Linked DNA regions of Homo sapiens: region 2 is linked to region 1. Evidence: read pairs that join two places in POLR2A ChIA-PET (ENCODE). Cell type or tissue: K562. All regions are shown on one strand. Links, peaks and the distances in the headings refer to the core of each region. The heading gives the core; the rest is flanking DNA.

Region 1 (9,765 bases), core at 3,556-7,555:
TGACTGGAGGGCGGGTGGCTGAGCGGGCGGGCGCGGGGCTCCTGTCGACCCTCAAGTCCGCCAGAGGCGGCGGCGAGGTCAGGCCCGCAGGCCCTGTCAGTGGCCCCAGCCTCCCCTCCTCCCAGACACGGGTTTGAGCAGGTGCCAGGGTAGCGATGCTCGGACCCTCCACAGGGCTGGGGGTAGGAGCGAGGCTGGGAGCGCGGAACCGGGCACGGGTCTGGGCAGAGCTTAGGGTTAGAGAGTTGCCCTCCTAGCTCTGCTCATAGCTATCTCTGTGGGTGGGGCCGCGCTTAGGTCTGGATCCCCTCCTCTACCCTCCGGTGTGACCACGTCCTCCCACTCCGGGCTCGGATTCTTGGTCTCCTAGATGGAGCCCTACCTGCCTGCCCACCTGACAGCTTTTGTACAAGGCTTTTATCTCTGCTTCCTGAAAAAGAGTATGGTGGTCTTTTTCGGTGGGTTTGAGTTTTACGGAATAAATTAATTGGAGAAAGGTCTTTATTAGTAGTAGTATTGTTTTTTAGTCTGGTTATTAGCCAGAATGAAGAGGAATTTCATTACATGAGTCTCTTGGAGGACGGTGGGTTTGTATTTCTGAAGATTTTAGTAATTAGGTTTTCTCTGACCAGCTAGTTTGGGAGAATATGTGGACACTGATTTGTGTACCTCATAAATGCTGAAGGTTCATTTTAAAGATCTAGAGATGGAAAAAACCTAATTTTAGTTTTTTCGGTTGGAGGGCTTCTGCCTCAGCCTTTGAAACAGATATACTATTTTTAGCTGCTATGTTTTGTGTTTGGAGATCTGATTTATGTTTAATGTCTTGTAAGTAATCTCAAGGGAAATATTTCTTTTTTTTTTAAAGAAATGTCTTGTGTAGTTAAGAAAAGATCGTGTATATTTTTAATTGGTTTATTTCGTTATTGGGTGAGAAATAGGGTAGTTCTCTAAAGCAGGAGACAGTCTCTTTGGGGAATGTCCTTTAAGATTTCTGTGTTATTTGACTTAGACTTTTCCTGAAGCTTTACTGTTCTATCTCAATACTATATAAATGAGTCACATTTCAGTAGGCTGATAATATTTGACTAGACTGAGCCACACAGCATCAGCAGGTTACTTCACTGTCGTAACAGGTACTGAATTACTAGAAGAATCATGCGGGAATACTGTAACTAGATTATTTTTATGAAGCACTTTTCAATATAGTAACTTGATTGAGTCAAGATTATATTTATCCTATGTAACCTTTTCAGGTGATGAGTTTTTACAAAGTCCGTGCCTGGTTCTTGTAATACTTGTTTTCCTAGTAACTTGATTGTGTGTGGTTATTTGGGAGTTCTGCACTGTGTTTAGGCTCAGTTGCTTGCTCATTGACTGCACTAGCAAAACACTGAAAAATGGTCCTTTAAAAGGCCAAGAAGAAGAAAGAAGCTGAAGCTAAATAGTACACATTTTGTCATTTTGAGTAATAACATGGTTAAGTAGAGATGCTGGTAAATATTAAATCTGTTCATTAAAAGTCGAATAGTAACAGTTTCAGAATTAACCTTCCTTCATCTACAGACTTTATTAAAAATAATTTAATTTTTGTTCAAATTTCTGTCTCCAAAAAAGTACTTTATAAAATCAGATTTTCACTAATGCTTTCTAAAATAATACAGATTTTTAAAAGCCATTATTAACCATGTTAACTTTTTTTTTTTTTATTTACTCTTTTGAGGTGGGGAGAAGAGAATCATGTACTTCTTAAATTAGGATCAAAAGTTTTACTTCTTTGGACCTGAAGAATAGGAAGTATTCGTTTTGCTCAGTGTTTGTATTGCCACGGAAATCAGTAGATATATATTGAATGAATGTCTTTTGTATTTTGGTTTTGTCTGGCCTTTTGTTGGTTTACTTGTTTTGAGAAGTGAAGGAAGTGGGAGAGAAGAGAATGGTATCAAGAGTACAAGGGTGCAGCTTGAAGGGCATGAACTCCACAGTATAATTTACAAGGATTATTTTTTTCTTGTTGCTACTAAATCTAGAAGAATATTAAAATGATCTTGTAAATAATTTCATTGTTTTATCTTGATCTTTCAGGCAAAAAATCACAGGTAAGGCCACTTATTGATTTAATTAGACTTGATTTCATGGTTGTAATAATTGAAAAATTCGACATGATAGAGCAATTGATGTAAATATATTTTCACAGTTTTTGAGTATTTGGTAAGGTTGAAGTACATTATGGAGGCTTTTTTAGTAGAATTCTTGGCTTGTTACATGATTTTGGATCTATATGCTAGGATGACATAATAAATATAGTACTTTTAAAAGATATGTTAAAGGTCTTACTCTACAGCTCAGTTACTAAGAAGTTTCATTCTGTGTATGTATTGATGTTTTCTTCACTGTCTAGTAAATTGCATCAAACTTTTCATGTACTGTATTTCAAAGTTATTTCCTAGTTAACTCAATTTTCTTTCTTTCAAAGAAGCTTCTTCCACTGATCTTTGAGAATATGTACCAAAACTAAAGCTTAGGATTTGAGGTGCCTGTATTATCTTGCCTTATCATAGTTGGTAGAGGTATGTCAATTGGGTTTTGACATTTTCTTACTGAATCACCAGCTGTGTTTCCTGGATTGACAGTATTTAGGAAGCAACGAAGGAGAAAAGGATGGCATAGGCGCCAGTTTCCTGCTCTTGATCCTGCTCTTACCAAATCTGTTGAACAACTGGAGAATTTAAGAACAGGCAGATGGAACTACTCCTCCTCTCTCCTAGCTGCATTCATGACTCAGTGGGAGTTTAAAGCAGCTCTTGTTGGTTATTAGTTGGTGGCACTTTAGGGAGCAGTGAGGACTGGGAATGCCTTGCCAGCTTCAAGTTTAGTTTTCAGTATTTAAAGTGTTATCTACAGGTAATTCTAGCTTTGATTTTTGTTTTTTTTTTTCACTTCTCTATTCTTTCACATGCTCTGAATAGGGCATCTTGTGTTGGACATCAGGAGTAGCCTGAACTTGGCTGAGTAGGGCTCCTAGAAAACATCGCTGGGCTTGGCAGGTACCACATTGACATGTCCCATGCTTGTTAATGTATATTTCTGAGATTTTAAAAGTGCATTCAAGACCAGCCTGGCCAACATAGTGAAACCCCGTCTCCACTAAAAATACAAAAACCATTAGCCAGGCATGGTGGCAGGCACCTGTAATCCCTACGTGGGAGGCGGAGGCAAGAGAATTGCTTGAACCTGGGAGGCGGAGAGGCGGAGGTTGCAGTGAGCCGAGATCGCGCCACTGTACTCCAGCCTGGGTGACAGAACAAGACTCCGTCTCAGGGAAAAACAAAAACAAAAACAAAACATATAGATAAAATTCACATTGAGCGGTTTCTTCCCACTATCCCCTCTCCCCAGCCCTTGGCAGACACTATTGCATGTTCTATCTCTGTAGGTTTGGCTGTTCTGGATATTTAATATAATACAACATATGAACTTTTGTTTCTGACTTTGACTTCATATGTTTTCAAAGTTCATTCATTTTGTAGCATGTGTCGGTACCTCACTCCTTTTATGGCTGAATAATATTCCATTGTATGGATAGACCACAATTTATCCGTCTATTGATGAACATTTGGTCTGTTTCCATCTTTTGCTAGGTTTGATTTTGAGCATGTTTAAATTGGTATGAAAGTGAGTCTCTTGCCCATTCAATTTTGGGTAGTCAGAAACATAAGGTTTTTTAACTCTAGAGATTGTTTTGTTTAGCCTGTCTGATATTGAGAGGGTAAGCTCATTGCTGAGATCAAACACTCGTTTCTTTGTTCCGCAGATCTTGACTTGAAGACACACTGTTAGATATTGTATTAGGTAAGAGAGCTAAAAAAATTTGTAAGACCTAAAGGAGTTTGTTTAGTGTGGGTTGTGTTTTTGCAAATAAATGATTCTAAAACGATGTGCTAAGTGCTTGTAATAATGGTTTTAAGAAATAACTACCTCTATACTTATTTTGGGCTGTTGTTCCCCTTGCACCTTGACTTTTGCCCATTGGTGGTCTTTACAGTTCCTAGAATGCTGTTTCAAGACCTTTGCACGTGCTGTTCTTCTGCCTGGGAAGCTTTCTAACAAGTTTTTGCCTGCTCAGCTTTTGCTCATCTTTCAATTCCTGCTTAAATGTCTTTTCAAGGGAAATAATTCTCCTTGATCCTCTGAGATTAGGTTAGGCTTCCGTTTATACATAAAAGACAACACCCTGAATCTTTTATTGCACTTATCACAATTGTAATTAAACATTATTTAGGTAATTATGGGGTACACTGTATCCCTGCTGGATTATAGCTGTAAGAGAGGAGACCTTGTTTATCTTGGTTAGGGTAGTATCCCCAGTTTTCAGGACATGTGGTAGGCAAATGTAACTTAGCAAATATTTTTTGAATGAATGAATGTGTGAATGAATGAGCACAGAGCCCCTGGCAGGCAGCAGGGTGTGTGAAAGGGAGTGCACCTGTGAAAGGGAGTGGCATGTGGAGTGACCCTGTTGGGACCAGTCACAGAAGGAGTCTTCATTTGAGCTAGGTTCTGAAGGTGGAGTGGGATTTCATCAGATAGAGAAGGAATTAAAGGACACAGCTGCACACACACATGTACCAGTATGAAAGAACAGAAGAAGTTTCCATACGGCCCTTACTAGATAAGCTTTCTTTAAGCATGATCAGTTTTGGTAGTCTCAGGTCAGAGGAAGAACTGGGATAGTGAGGATTGCAGGCAAATCCTGAGTTAGGAGATGTTGAACAGTGGTCCAAGAAGAGGGCAAGAGGACCTAAATTCACACAATGTCAATATATAAGTCAGGGTATAGAGCAGGAAAGAGATCCACTGTAGCTATTTTCAGGAATCAGGTACTTACCAAGTCATTGGAAGGGCTGGAGGAGGGAAAGTCAGGGAGCCACTGCTGAACTGCTTTCAAGGCCACACATACCACCACTGCTACCGCTGCCCCACTGTCATAACTGCTTCTCACCCAGGAGACTGGTATGCTGATGGGGGCATAAGGCCTATGGAGCTGCAACCACTTAGTGTCTGTAGACGTTTTTTGTTAGTTGCCCTTTCTGTAGGAATGTGGCCTCTGTCCCACTTGTGCTTTCCATGTGCAGATAATTGGCAGATCCTAATTATGTCCAATACCTTGCCTTCAAGGGAGTCTTTTAGCTTTCTAACTTTTTCAAAAAGTAGAAACGTGTAGAGCCCATTTGATTGCAAGAGCCAATCCAAGAGTTCATGTTTTTCATTAAGTCTTTGATATTTTAGAGTTGTTACTTTTAAAGTGTAGTAATATTTACTAAAAAGTAAAGTTCACCTTGGGGAACTGGTGTTTATTATGATGTTGATGCTTATAGGACAAATTTATATAAGTGAAAGTCTGATTATAATTCACCTAAAGAAATTTGCCAATCTAAAAGTTTCCTCAAAATGTGAAACTTCAGTCTGATGGGTCTGTTGTTCTTGTAATTCTGCTGATCTCGAGGTTTTTCCTGATTGGGCAGAGCCCTGGTATCAGAGCTGAGATGGAAATCATTGGTCTCTGACTCATCAGTTTAAAACTTGGGCTGCATGTTGTCTCCCCTCCTTTTGTTCTTCACAGTTCTTCTTTGTCTTTTTTGTTTGTTTGTTTGTTTGTTTAAGATAAAACTTTCAGTACTTGACTTCATTAATTAAGGAGGCTTACATCTCCTAAATTGTTGCTGTACAAGATATATATATATATCTTTCTCCACCTTTATTAACCTATAACAGACTTGAATCCATGCTCTCTTTAAGGCAAAGTAGAATGTTTAAAACGATATACTTTATAAACTCAAAAAAGTGCTTTGGCATTTTTTTTTTCTTTTTTTTTCTTTTTGGTACAGGGTCTCACTCTGTCGCTGGGCTGGAGTGCGATGTAGGCTCTCTGCAACCTCTCCCTCCTTGGTTCAAGCAATCCTCCCACCTCAGCCTCTCAAGTAGCTGGGGCTACAGATGTGTGCGACCATGCCTACCTAATTTTTGTATTTTTTGTAGAGACCACGTTTCGTCATGTTGCCCAGGCTAGTCTTGAACTCCTGGGTTCGAGTGATCTGCCTCCCTCAGTCTCCCAAAGTGCTGTGATTACAGGTGTGAGCCACCACACCCAGCCCCTTTTGCTTATTTCAAACGCTTCTACTAATCGTCTTTTCACGGATTAGAATTAAGCCATTTTAGTTCAGTTTCTCAATTTTCTCAATGAAAGAAGATCAAAGAAACTTGGAGGCCATTTTGTAGTTATTATCAGAAGAGTTGACCGCCTTACATTCTTACCACTGTAAAGAGTTGATTTAACAGACATTTAATTTTGTTGATAAATCAATATTTTCTGGGCACTAAAAAGATTAAGTACTACGTTAGATACTACTGTGTGTGTTAAAAAAGTTTTGGATGCCGGGTGCAGTGGTTCATGCCTGTAATTTCAGCACTTTGGGAGGCTGAGGCAGGTGGATCATCTGAGGCCAGGAGTTTGAGGCCACCCCTGGCCAACATGGCAAAACCCTGTCTCCACTAAAAATACTAAAATTAGCCAGGTGCAGTGGCACATGCCTGTAGTCCCAGCTACTCGGGAGACTGAGGCAGGAGAATTGCTTGAACCCTGGAGGCGGAGGTTGCAGTGAGCCGAGATGGCGCCACTGCACTCCATCCAGCCTGGGCGACAGAGTGGGACTCCATCTCAAAAAAACAAAAACAAAAAGTTTTGGATATAGTTGTCTACAAGCTAGTTAGAGATCTCAGTAGACATGAAACAATTACCAGTTAACTTCTAATCTATGTTTACATTGGTAGATTCATTAGAAGTTTAGAGATAGGGTAGCTCCATTGTGACCTGGAGAATGTTAAAAAAAAAAAAAAAGCAAATAATAACATTACATATATACTCACAAATTATATAGTGTTTTTTTTTTTTTTTTTTTTTTTTTTACCAGAGATGATGTACTTCACACTTTACATATACTAACTCATATAATCTTCAAAACAACCTTTGAGGTAGGTAATATTATTACCCAGGTACACAGAACTTAAAGTAGTGGAGCCAGAAATTTTTTCATTAAAAAAATTTTAGGAGGCCTGGAGCAGTGGTGTACACCTGTAATCCCAGCATGTTGGGAGGCCGAGGTGGGTGGATCACCTGAGGTCAGGCGTTTGAGACCAGCCTGCCCAACATAGTGAAACCCCATCTCTATTAAAAATACAAAAATTAGTTGGGTGTGGTGGTGCACTCCTGTAATCCCAGCTACTGGGGAGGCTGAGACAGGAGAATCACTTGAAACCGGAATGCGGAGCTTACAGTGAGCCAAGATCGTGCCATTGCACTATAGCCTGGGCAACAGAGCGAGACTCCATCTCAAAAAAAAAAAAAAAAGAAAAAAACAACTTGGAGGGGAGTGACTGGCACTTTCTTAGGACCTGGGGATTAGCAGGGGATAGGTAGATAAGGTTCATGCTCAAAAGGATCTGTTAGTCATTGGTGTGGAGAAAAGAGTTAACAAAGCAGGCCTTGCGGTGGTTGGCTGACATCTGAGGGGAATCTTGGGGATGGTCCCACCACCCTAAGTGATGAGTCTGTCATTGTGCCTAAGTTGTTTGTATAATAAATATGGTTTATGTTGAATATCTGCTTTTCTTCTGGGATTCTGGAATTGGCATATGTGCCAGCCAGGGTTACCTACATGACCAGTCTCCCTAATAACCTTTGGCACTGAGTCTCTGATGAGCATCCCTGGTTGGCATCATTTTACATGTGTGGTCACAGCTCACTGCTGGGAGAATTAAGTGTGTTCATTGCAACTCAACTGGAAGGGAGCACCCGGACGCTTGCTCCTAATTTCCCCTGGACTTTTTGTGCCTTTCTCCTTTGCTGATTGTGCTTAGTATCTTTTTGCTATAATAAATCATAACGATGAGTACAACTGTATATTGAATCTTTTGAATCTTCTTAGCAAATTACTGAACATGAGGGTGGTCTTGGGGAACTCAAAGCATAATTGGTAATATATATTTTCTTCCAGTATATTATACAGGACATGTTGGAGCCTCAGTATATCTGTGCTGGCTCTATAACCTAGCCTGCTAATAAGGGTACAGTCTGGAGGAGCAAGGATGAACATTAGAGGCTTTTATAACCTGGGGAAATTGTGATTTTATTGAGATGAGATAGGGGTGGGAATCTGAACTGTAGAGTCAGGATTTGAGCCCGGGAGATATAGTCTGTGCTGTTAACTATGTTTGATGGTATGATAGATAAAACACCTGTTTTTGTTGTAGAAATTTGTGATGTAAGAGATTGTTGTTGGGAAGACTGTCACCTTCGGCTAACTTAAGGTTTTTCTCAGATTATTGCCAAATGTGTTCAAATGTGGACAATATCTTCATTTTAGTTTCCCTCCTTGCATTTAATAGCAGAACCACCATAACTTCAAAATACCAGTTTAAACAAATTGGAATTTTTGTCTCATCACTAAAGTTTATTTTATTTATTTATTTTTTCCTTGTTATAGAGACAGGGTCTCATGCTGTTGCCCAGGCTGGGGTGCAGTGGCGTGATCATAGCCCATTGCGGCCTCTAACTTCTGGGCTCAAGTGATCCACCTGCCACAGCCTCCCAAGTAGCTGGGACTACAGGCTTGTCACCATGTATGGCTAATTTAAAAAAAATTTTTTTGTTGGGTGTGGTGGGGAGGGGCCTTGCTATGTTGTTTGGGCTTTCAAACTCATGGCCTCAAGCAATCCTCTTGCCTAGGCCTCCTGAAGTGCTAGGATTAGAGGTGTGAGCCACCTCACCTTGCGTAAACTTTATTTTAGAAACTTACTGAGTCCACAGATAAGTGCTTTAGTGTTTTTCTTTGTTTTTTGTTTTGTCTTCATATATATATATAATTTTTTTTTTTTTTTTTGCTATATCCTTAGGTCAGATACTGGTCATCTACCTGGGCTTTTTAAACCATAGAAACAGCATGATAGAATTGAAAGAACACTAGCTTGGTTGAGCAAAGCTAGGATTCAGTCCAAGCTTTGCCTCTGACTTGCTTAGTGACCAGTTGTCCTTGTTCTCTTTAATCCTTATTGCAAAGATTTATTTCAACCTTGTATGGTCTGTGTTCTTTCTTGAATCCCATACCTTGTCACTTCTTTTTTTTTTTTTTTTTTTTTTTTTTTTGAGGTGGAGTGCCAGTGGCTCGATCTCGGCTCATTGCAAACTCTGCCTGCCGGGTTGATGCCATTCTTCTGCCTCAGCCTCCCGAGGAGCTGGTACTACAGGCGCCCGCCACCGCGCCCAGCTAATTTTTTGTATTTTTAGTAGAGACGGGGTTTCGCCGCATACCTTGTGACTTCTATGTCAGTGTTTACTATTATTATTAAAAAATTATATTATTGAGAGTTTATTTTTTGAGTCCTATTGAGATATGGATTGTCATCAAACTTTTATAGTTTTTATTTAAAGCTTTTCACTGATGATTTAGGTCTTGCTGAGCAAATTTACCTAGTATTATCTTTAATTATCCCAAGCTATATCACACAACTCATACAACTCTTCCCCACAGGTTGAGGAGTCCTTTTGTTTAAAATTGTTTCACTGTAATGCTTTCTTACTATTAATGTCAGTATTTCTACCTCAGATGTTAGGTAGAACTGTGTTTAACTTGGAGTGGCATTTAGTTACTCAGATGTTAGGTAGAACTGTGTTTAACTTGGAGTGGCATTTAGTTACAGTATCATATA
Region 2 (9,765 bases), core at 2,873-6,872, 200 kb before region 1:
AGGATTTCGCCATGTTGGCCAGGCTGGTTTCAAACTCCTGACCTCAAGTGATCTGCCCGCCTCAGCCTCCCAAAGTGTTGGAATTACAGGCGTGAGCCACTGCACCCAGTCCCTACTATCACTTCTATCACATAGATCAACCCTGGTCCTTTCTAGGAGATTGTGCAATAGTGTGAATACCAGGAAGAGAATCATTGGAGGCCATTTTAGAGGCTGGCTATCACACAGTGAGCTGAAGAGAGAATGGGAGATGAATCAAACACACTAAATAGCAAAGACTTTTGAGTTTTGCCTGAAAAGGGAGCAGAGAAATAGGGAGTTTGTCTAGGTGCATCTGCAGGTAGATCCTATAGTAGAGCTTATAGAACTTCTGATTATTTTTATTTTCTCATGAAATAAGAAACAAATTTATCAGTGAGACTGAAGGCTAGGTTTGAGGAGAGAAAATAATTTATGAAATAGTCATCTAAGAATATGGGGATAAAATGGATTTGGAAAATACGGTATGATTGCTAGGCAGCACTAAAGACCCACTTGAAATTAACGGTCATGAATTTAAAGTATAGCCAGTCAAGATAGCTGTTTGTTTTTCTCCAGGCACATTCAGTTTGTGGGTACAAGTGTGGATTGGGCAGAGAGCTGGAGTTGGGATTTATCCAGGTCAATATGACAAAGCAAGGGTAACATATATCCTTAATAGATTATATGCAAGAGTGTATTATAATGATGGATCATAGGATTTAAGATGGGTAAGGAAAAAAGGAATTAAGAGAAAGTAAGGGGATAATGAAAAGGAGTAGGGTTCATGGAATCTACTCCTAAATGTGGTCAAAGGATTATTGAATTTGTGGTCTTAGAGGGTATGAACCAGAAAGACAGGTGGAAGTATGGGAGGAGAGGTTGATTGAAATTCACATTACAACAAACATTACACATGTTCTCACTTATGAGTGGGAGCTAAATAATGAGAACACATGAATACATCCGGGGGAATGACACACCCTGGGGCCTGTTGGAGGATAGGGGGTGGGAGGAGGGAGAGGATCAATCAGGAAGAATACCTAGTGGATGCTGGGCCTGATAACTGTGGGATGGGATGATCTGTGCAGCAAACCACCATGCACACATTTGCCAGTGTAACAAACCTGCACATCCTGCACATGTACCCTTGAACTTAAAAGTTGCAAATTTAAAAAAAGAAATTCAAATTACAGATGGATTGCAGTCATTGGTAATATAAAAGTCTGGAGAATGATCACAGGAGTGAGGAGCTGAGGAGGGTTAGAGAGCAAGAACGCTTAAAAAGAGGAGAAAAGGAACCCAGGAGATCAAAGATTAGGTTTACCTACATAGCTATTGAGTTCACCAACAGTTATGGCTAGACTAGTTTTTGAAAAAGTGATCTTAAATTAGGAAATAAAGCCTTCAAGAAATGAAGGCTTCCCAGGGTTTATAGAGTACAAAAATGAGCAGGATAGTGAGTGGTACTGTGCTGTCTGATCACAGGAGATTCAAAGCCAGTGGTATAAGTGGTTTTAGGGAGGAGAGACAAAGAGTGTCTCAAAGCATCAGTAAGCAACAAAGAAGCTCCAGACCCAGTGGTAGAAGTTATATGGAAGTATTGAGAGAGATGCAGCATCTTCAGGGAAGAGCAATAGAGAAACCTTTGTTTCTTCAGGCAGTGGATTCTCACCTCACGTTACCTGGGTGCTCTCAACAAAATTTACTTTCATTGAGGAGAATTTCTTTCCCTTCTCAGCTCTTCAACATACTCAGAAGTTGAGTTTCTGGTCTGCTTGGTTTCCCTTTAAGTATATGTTTCCCGAAGCATCTCAAACTTAAAGAAAAGTTGCAAGTACATTATAAAGAACTTTTTTTCCTGAACCATGTAAGAGTAATTTGCCAATATGATTGCTCCATCATCCCAAATATTTTAGTGCATTATTTTTTTCTAAAGAATATTCTCCTGCATAACCCCAATACATCCATCAAAATCAAGAAGCTAACACTGACACGTTACTGTCGTCTTATCCATAGCCCCATTCAGGTTTTGCTGGTTGTTCCAGTAAAGTCCTTTATAGCAAAATGATCCAGTTCCAAATCATATATTGTAATTAATTGTTATGTCTCTTTAGTCTCCTTCATCCTAGAACAGTTCCTCAGTCTCTTCTTGACTTTGATCACCCTGACACTTTTGTGGAGACTACAAACCTGTTATTTTTTAGAGTGTTCTTCAGTTTGCATGGGTTTACAATTTCGTCATGATTAGATTCATTTTATGTGTTTTTGACAGGAATATCTCAGAAGTGATGCTTGTTCTTCTTGTTACATCCTATTAGGTGATACGTGGTTTCTATTTGTCCAATTCCTAATAATGTTAACTTGGATCTCTTAATTAAGGTGCTCTCTTCCCAGCTTCTCCGCTGTAACATTACTCTTTTTCACTTTGCAATTAATGTCTCTTGTTTCTTAAACTTCAGATTTTTTCATTCACTTATTTATTTATATCAGTATGGACTTACAGATTTCTGTTTACTCAATGGATGTTAATCTATTACTGTCATAATTTATTTTGATGTTCACTTTGTCCCAGATATGGCCGGGGCATTCTCTTCCAGCTAGCTTCTATGCCCTTTTGTTGTGTCCCCACATTCTCTAATCACTTCCTTACTTTCTGGTATAAAAAAGATGGTCCAGATTTGTCTGTGCGCCAGCTTTGGAACCAACCATTTCTACAAAGCTGTGGATCCTTTTAGTGGAGGATAGTACTAAAGACTAACATTTGTGGTTGTGCTACTCCCAGGCCATTTGAGTGGACAAAGATAGTAAGTACATTATATACACCATACACTTACACATACATATGCAAATTTACATGTCTTTATCTAAATATCTGATGAAAACCATAAGTTCATATCAGTACTCTCAGTTTCAATCCAGTACCATGGGATTCATTCTGTATTTGTGTCTCCTTTCCATATGTGTACATCCTTTCCCTGATAGGTAAGGAAACTGGCTCCCCTTATCCTTTAATATATTTCCTTATTTGATCAGTCCCTTATATGTGCCAATCTCCTGTCACTGCTTCTTCTCCCACACAGATGGTCTCCTTGAACTAGTTGGGCTTCACCTTATGCAAGGTCACTCCCTTATGTGGACCTCCTCCTTACCCCACTTGACCTCAGTAAGGCCTTGTGCCAGGAGTTCCTTTTCCTCACTTCACTTGGATTCCAGTAGTGTGTCAAGCTGCTGCTGCTGCCCACCGCCTTCTTGACTCCCACCCCCATATGAAGTCTTTTTATCCCTTTCAGATTCCTACACACCCTGTACCAGGCTGCTCCTCTGTAAAGACGCTCTCTCCATCTAACTTGTGTTCCAACCCCCCAGCCTGAGGTGCCTTCCCTTGTGGTTGCCCTGTTCATCCTGCTTGGGCTCCCAATACCTTACTCAAAGTCACCGCTGCACTTAGATTGCCTCCTCATCCTGCTCAGGTTCTGACACTTTACTCTTGGCTGCCCTCCTCACTCCACACAGGCTTTGACATCAGGCCACCACCCCATGTGGATTTCATATGGGCGTTTGGACCCTGTGCTCCCTGGCCTGCAGAGGCTCCCTGCCTTTGACTGACATCCACCAGCTTATGTTGACATCCTCATGACTCCAGTTGGAGTCTTATATCCCATTTTGAGCTCCAAACCCACCTTGATCTCTAGTTTCTTTTTCTTTTTCTTTTTCTTTTTTTTCTCTAGTTTCAATTGTTATTTCTGGAGCACAGGGTAATAAGATCATAACAGCAGGTAGGCTGTTGGAGTGACATCAATGACCCAGAGATAAAAACCAAACTTCAAATGGTAAGGACATAGTCCTCCACAAGACTCCCCTCACGTCAGCCATGAGTTTAGTGGTCTGCAAGCTACCCACAGCTGTGAAGAGCTGGCTACAAATCTGGGGGTTCCCATTATTCCCTCATGTTTGATAATTCAGTAGAACAACTCACCAAACTCAGCATAGTGCTGTACTTATTATTACAGCTTTATTACAGCAAAAGGATTCAAATCAGAATCTGTATAGGGATGATCTGAGAGGGTCCCAGATGTGAAGCTTCCGTTGTTTTCTCCCCATTAAGTAAGGACGCATTAACTTTCCTCCTCTCGAACATCCAGTATGTGATGATATGCGGAGTATTACCAACCAGGGAAGCTCACTCAAACTTCAATGTTCAGAATTTTTATTGATGTTTCCTTATGTAAGCATGACTGACTGAATCATCGCCCATGTCGCTCAGTCTTTAGCTATTCTCCCCTCTCTGGATATTGAGGTTATATCACTAGGCTCAAAGCGCAACTCTCTAATCACATGGCTGGTCTTAGTGATGTGGCCAGCCCCCATCCTGAGTCATCTCTTTAGCATAAACTAGGGGCCACCAAGGATTTAGAGGCTACTTCTCAGAAACTGGAGACAAAGGCCAGCCAAATTCTTTATTCCAAGTGTTTAGAGCTGAACTCCTAGCAACCAGTACAAAGGCCAACCAAATTCTTTACTATTCAGCTATGGAAAACTAAATTGCTTTCCTAAATGTGGTATACAGATCAGTTGTTCACTCTAAAATTTCTGCTTCGATATTTCCTCATTTACCTTTCAGATTAAGATGTCATGCAGTAATTTTACAATGCTCATAATGTACTTATTTATTTTCTAATCATAGAAATAAGTAAACTTTCAGAAATGTTCCAATACTGCAGTATAAATTGATAATGACACTATAGTAATATAATCAAACATACAGTATTTTAAAGTACAAGTGTTAATTTGCTTGTGTTATATTTTACTTTTATCTGTCAATTACATATCTTATCTGTTTTAGGTATGACTTTAGCCTTTCCAGCCTCAGTTCATGATTCTCTAATTTGCAGTAAAACATTTCAAATTTTGTACAAAAATGAAGAGGTTGTTTTAAATGATGTTATGATCTTCAAAGTAAAAATGCTATTGGATGAAAGAAAGGTAAACATCTCTTCATATTTATTTATGTAAATATTTTTTGTAATGCCTCAAGATGTTATTTCTAACTTTCTATAAAATTTCAAAAAGTATCTCATAGTGTAATTTCTTTTCAGATTGAAGAAACCCTTGAGGAAATGAATTTTCTATTATCCTTGGATCTACACTTCACAGATGGAGATTATTCGTAAGTAGCTAATCAATTAAAAAACCTTTAGGCACTTATGACTGTTATTTGTTATTATTAGATTGCCCATTTTCCTCTTAAAATTCATCCTATCCCTATCTTGTCTTGAACTACTTGTGTTTTCTGGGGAAACTTCATGAGAATGATTAGGCCAGCTCTATTGTGCCCATGCCGAATCCATGAGCTCCAGATAACAAAACCAGACAAGTTAAAGAAATATGGAACAATTTTTCCTAGCTCCTAGAAATTGCACTGTTAATGTAATACCACTACCGTGAGGCATTTAAATGTAAATGAGCTCTTTTCCACTGTATCACTGGCTAATCTTTCTTGATGGCATCAGTTATGCTTTCTTTAGGTAGGACTTTGTTGATATTCTGAGAGTTATCAAGACTGACGATGTGCACTTGACAGTTGTTCTAGTTCATTAATTTCCAGAGCCCTTGAGGAAGTTTTAGGATTGGCTACCTCCAACTTACCCACATACCTGGACATGCAGTCATATGTTTTAGGAACAAATTTTGCTTGTGTTCATTTAAAACAAGAATCAGAGATTCACTTAACAATTGTATTTATGCAGGGTTTTTTCCCCCATCTCAAATGTAGTTTTAGCAATAATTCTCAAAAATGATATATAAATTCAGACTGCATGTGGGATAAGTAACTAAAAAGTCACATTACTGAAAGGCCTACTTTAGATGTCCTCTTCACTATATGGTAGCTACTGTTCCTCTGTAATACTTGTTCATTACAAAGAATTTTGTAAAGTCTTTTTTTTTTCACCAAGTCAGAATTATTTAAGTGGAATAAGCTGAAATGAGTAGGTAGTTCATTACCTGTAGATTGTTAAAATGGATGGATGGAATTTTTTTAAGTATAATTGGATATAATTTTCATGGCATTGTTTCACATTTTTAGTGTGTATAAATCTAATGATATACTAAATATCTACAATAAGATATGTTTTACTTTTTAAAATAAGCAATGGCCTGCTTATTTTTGAGTAGCACTTAATAAAATTTTGTAGAGTAAAAGTAATTTGAAATATCCTTTGGGATTTATTATAATAGTATTTGACCTATGTTGTACTGCAGCCTTGTAATAAACAGTATTCTCTATGGGGTAAAATTTTAAGATGAGATTAATTCCTGAAGTATCAAAAAGGATTCATTTTATAGGGATATTAGTGAAAAAATAGTTCATATCATGGACTGATAGAAAACAATAATAGGTGGGATCTGATTATTTTCTCAATTGGTATGTTTCATATTGCTTCTAATGCAACTTTGATGCTTTAAAAATTACTCTTATTCGAAATTTTTAAAAAGTAATTAAGTAAATAGTTTTTATAGTTTCAACTACTTTATAATATATTGGCGTTTACTAAATGTTTCATACTTACATGCTAAGTGTTCCTTTTTACAGGGCAGATGATCTGAATGCCTTGCAACTAATAAGTAGCCGAACATTGAAGCTGCACTTTAGCCCCCATAGAGGCCTTCATCATCATGTTAATGTTATGTTTGATTACTTCCACCTTTCTGTTGTGTCTGTTACAGTTCATGCATCATTGGTTGCACTACACCAGCCACTAATAAGGTAAATTTGACTAATATTTTTGTATTAAGCCATTCTTACACTGCAATAAAGAAATACCTGAGACTGGTCAATTTATAAATAAAAGAGGTTTAATTGGGTCATGGTTCTTCAGGCTGTACAGGAAGCATGATGCTGGCATCTGCTTAACTTCTGGGGAGGCCTCAGGAAACTTATAATCATGGCAGAAATCAAAGGGGGAGCAGGCATCTCACATGGCCAGAGCAGGAGCAAAAGAGTCAGGAGGAGTTGCTACACACTTTTAAATAACTAGATCTCATGAGAACTCACTCACTATCATGAGGACAGTATCAAGAGGAATGGTACTAAACCATTCGTGAGAAATCTGTCCCCCTGATCTAATCACCTCCCACCAGGCCCCATTCCAACATTGAGGATTACAATTCAACATGAGAGCCTTATTAATGTAGCATTTTTTTATTTTTATAGTGAAAACGTGTACTTTGCTAAAGATAACTGAAATAATGACTTTTAAAATTTATAATAAAATTCAAGAGTATGGGAAACATTGGCTTGATAACTTTTTTATTACAGAAATATGAAGCCATCTTTGTCAATCCCAAATAAGTTAACAAAGAAAAAATACCATCTGGAAATAACCACACAACATTGTTTATTCTGTACCTATGTTTTGTGCAATGTTAAACTATAATTACTCTGGAAAAGTATGTGAATTTTTTCTTATTTTTTCTTTGCCTCTTATCCAGATAGGCTAATTTTATCTTCTTAACTGTACATCATACAGTGATACTTGCTTTCCAAGTCATTAACCAATTTTATGAATTTTTACTCAACCTTTTAAAACTATATCATGTACCATTAGTTCAAAGGTATATAATATTCTGGATCATAATAAATGCATTGAGATAATTATTTTTTTCTGTTCACTTCCATGGGTAGACAGATTTCTTTCATTAAAGTAAAAATACAATGCAAGGTCTTCAGTTTTTACAACATCATCCTTGTAGTATGGGCAGCAGATGGATGCTTCAAATCAGTAAATTATATGAAAGTCTCCAATTTTATTTGATTTCTAAACTATCTACAATTTCTGATGTACATCTGATTCTGACAAATGATATTGGGATGATGCTTAAGGGATATGATGGTAAACTGATTTATCAGAAAACTAAGTAAATCATTTTGCAAAATTACCCTCAGAATTTATGGAAGCCCAACACAATTTAACATATTGACCACAGGTAATAACCTCCTATGGCATATCTTTACATTGTTTTAAAAACTAATTGAAAACATCTTTCATTCTGTTGCTCTCTCATCTCTTACATGTAGATCACCTTGACCTAGTTCCTTTTAGAGCACCAGGCCAGGAAGACATATATTTCTCCTGATGACTTGTTTTGCCTTCTTTATTCTATAGAAAGATCTGTAACTGGTAGTTTTGCTGTCTTTTTCTTACCTCCTAGGCCTTTGAGAGGTCGTGCTAAGTTATTATAGCTTTTATAAGCAGGAAGGTGTTTTTTTATTACATACATAATTTTATTATAAACTTAAAATTTTTTTGGAAGATTTTCTGAAATAGAATGTGTGAATGAAACTTTTCTAACAAAGTGTGTTTTTTGAAATATAACTTTTAAATAATATACAGTATTGCTTTTATATGATTTTGTGTTTGGTTTTAATGCTAAATGTTTATCTGTTTATAAAATGTATTACTCTAGTTTTCTAAATCTCTTCTTTTTGTAGTTTTAAGAAGAACCCCTAATTAAATTGTTTTAACTATTTCTTTTTAAGATTTACCAAGATTATCTTCATAAAACTAGCTGTGTTTCTTTCCTGCAAAATGCACAAACAATTCATAGGAGGTTAGCTCAGGTTATTAATGTTAGTTTTTAAGGCCCTAATTAAACAGAGTAGATATTCACATCACCATCGTAGTGAGTTAAATACGTGCTTCCTCTTGCAACGCAGCAATTTTTGCCACAGACTAATAGGAGAAAGGGGCAGCTCATCTCCTAGAGACCATTTACTGGAAGAAGAAATTTTTGGCTCAGAATCAGAAGCCAGGAGGATTAACTGTTGGCTCTGGTTAGTGACTAGAAAAGAAAACAATATGCCTGTAACAGCTGAGGTTGCTGTTCTTTATCTAGCTGCCATGGGCCCTTATATCTAACACTGTTGCTGCTAGAACTTCGCTGTAAAAGCAGCAGCATCTTTACCAGCCTTTCTCTACCTATAAATGAAAGGTTGGAAAAGGAAAGCAAGGAAAGGGGAAGGGGAAGCTTTTTGCTGGTGGTGTGTTGATAAAGGGGTCATGTCTAAGGGTAACATTTCCTACTCTATATTCTTCAACAGGTTTTTCCTGAAGTTTTATTATTGGTGGGTTTTTTTATCCTCCAATCATTGAAAAATTTTTAATTTATAACATTATCTTTTAAATTTTCATTTTTATTTAAAACAATTTTTATGGTCAATGCAATCTATAGACGTTATATCAGTTACTTAAAGTAAGTGGCTTAGGATTTCTTTCTTTGCTTGCTTTTTATTTGAACTGTTTCTTATATTTGAATTTTTTAAGTACAACTTTTATGACAACTCTGAAAAACACATTGTATGAAGTGGAATTTACCACTTATTTGAGACTCCCTTCTTTGCTGGGATATAGACATTTTACTTTTGCAAAGCAAATGGATTTTGCAAGCAAAACCTGCACTCTGCTTATGGCAACATTATTTTTCTTTTCTGTCTTTTCCCTTTTGCCAAACTATCGAACAGTTCAAATGCTTTGGCCTACTTTATCTCAAATATAATTGTGTATGATTTTTCAACAGTTTAACAGAAATATGCTTCTTCCTCTATGGAATATAAATGTTAATACTAACAGAAGTAATTCATATAGTATGTAATTGATGGTGCCTTGAAGCTGGAGGCTGGAGGATTGCTTGAGGCCAGGAGTTTGAGACTAGCCTAAGCAACATAGCAAGACCTCACCTCTACAA

The links. Peaks named below come from ENCODE experiments on the same cell type or tissue, not always from the same donor. Only the 100,000 strongest peaks of a DNase experiment are listed, where the experiment ranks them.
Region 2: POLR2A ChIA-PET joins it to region 1 with 5 read pairs; 3 of 35 experiments call an interaction of 5 or more read pairs at or near these places.

What each region holds. Positions count from the first base shown.
Region 1 is chr6:70,668,259-70,678,023 of GRCh38, forward strand. All of the region lies in intron 1 of SMAP1 (small ArfGAP 1), which reads left to right. Among named protein-coding and RNA genes, the nearest start is that of SMAP1, 5.3 kb to the left of the region's middle. RefSeq lists silencers at 1-186, 307-366 and an enhancer at 8,614-9,183. In K562, for the core only: no CTCF peak of the experiment used is centred there; a DNase peak (open chromatin) is centred at 5,533.
Region 2 is chr6:70,470,546-70,480,310 of GRCh38, forward strand. FAM135A (family with sequence similarity 135 member A) reads left to right here. Exons shown (of 22, transcript NM_001162529.3): 6 at 4,865-5,004; 7 at 5,118-5,188; 8 at 6,614-6,787. Among named protein-coding and RNA genes, the nearest start is that of FAM135A-AS1, 61 kb to the left of the region's middle. In K562, for the core only: no CTCF peak of the experiment used is centred there; no DNase peak of the experiment used is centred there.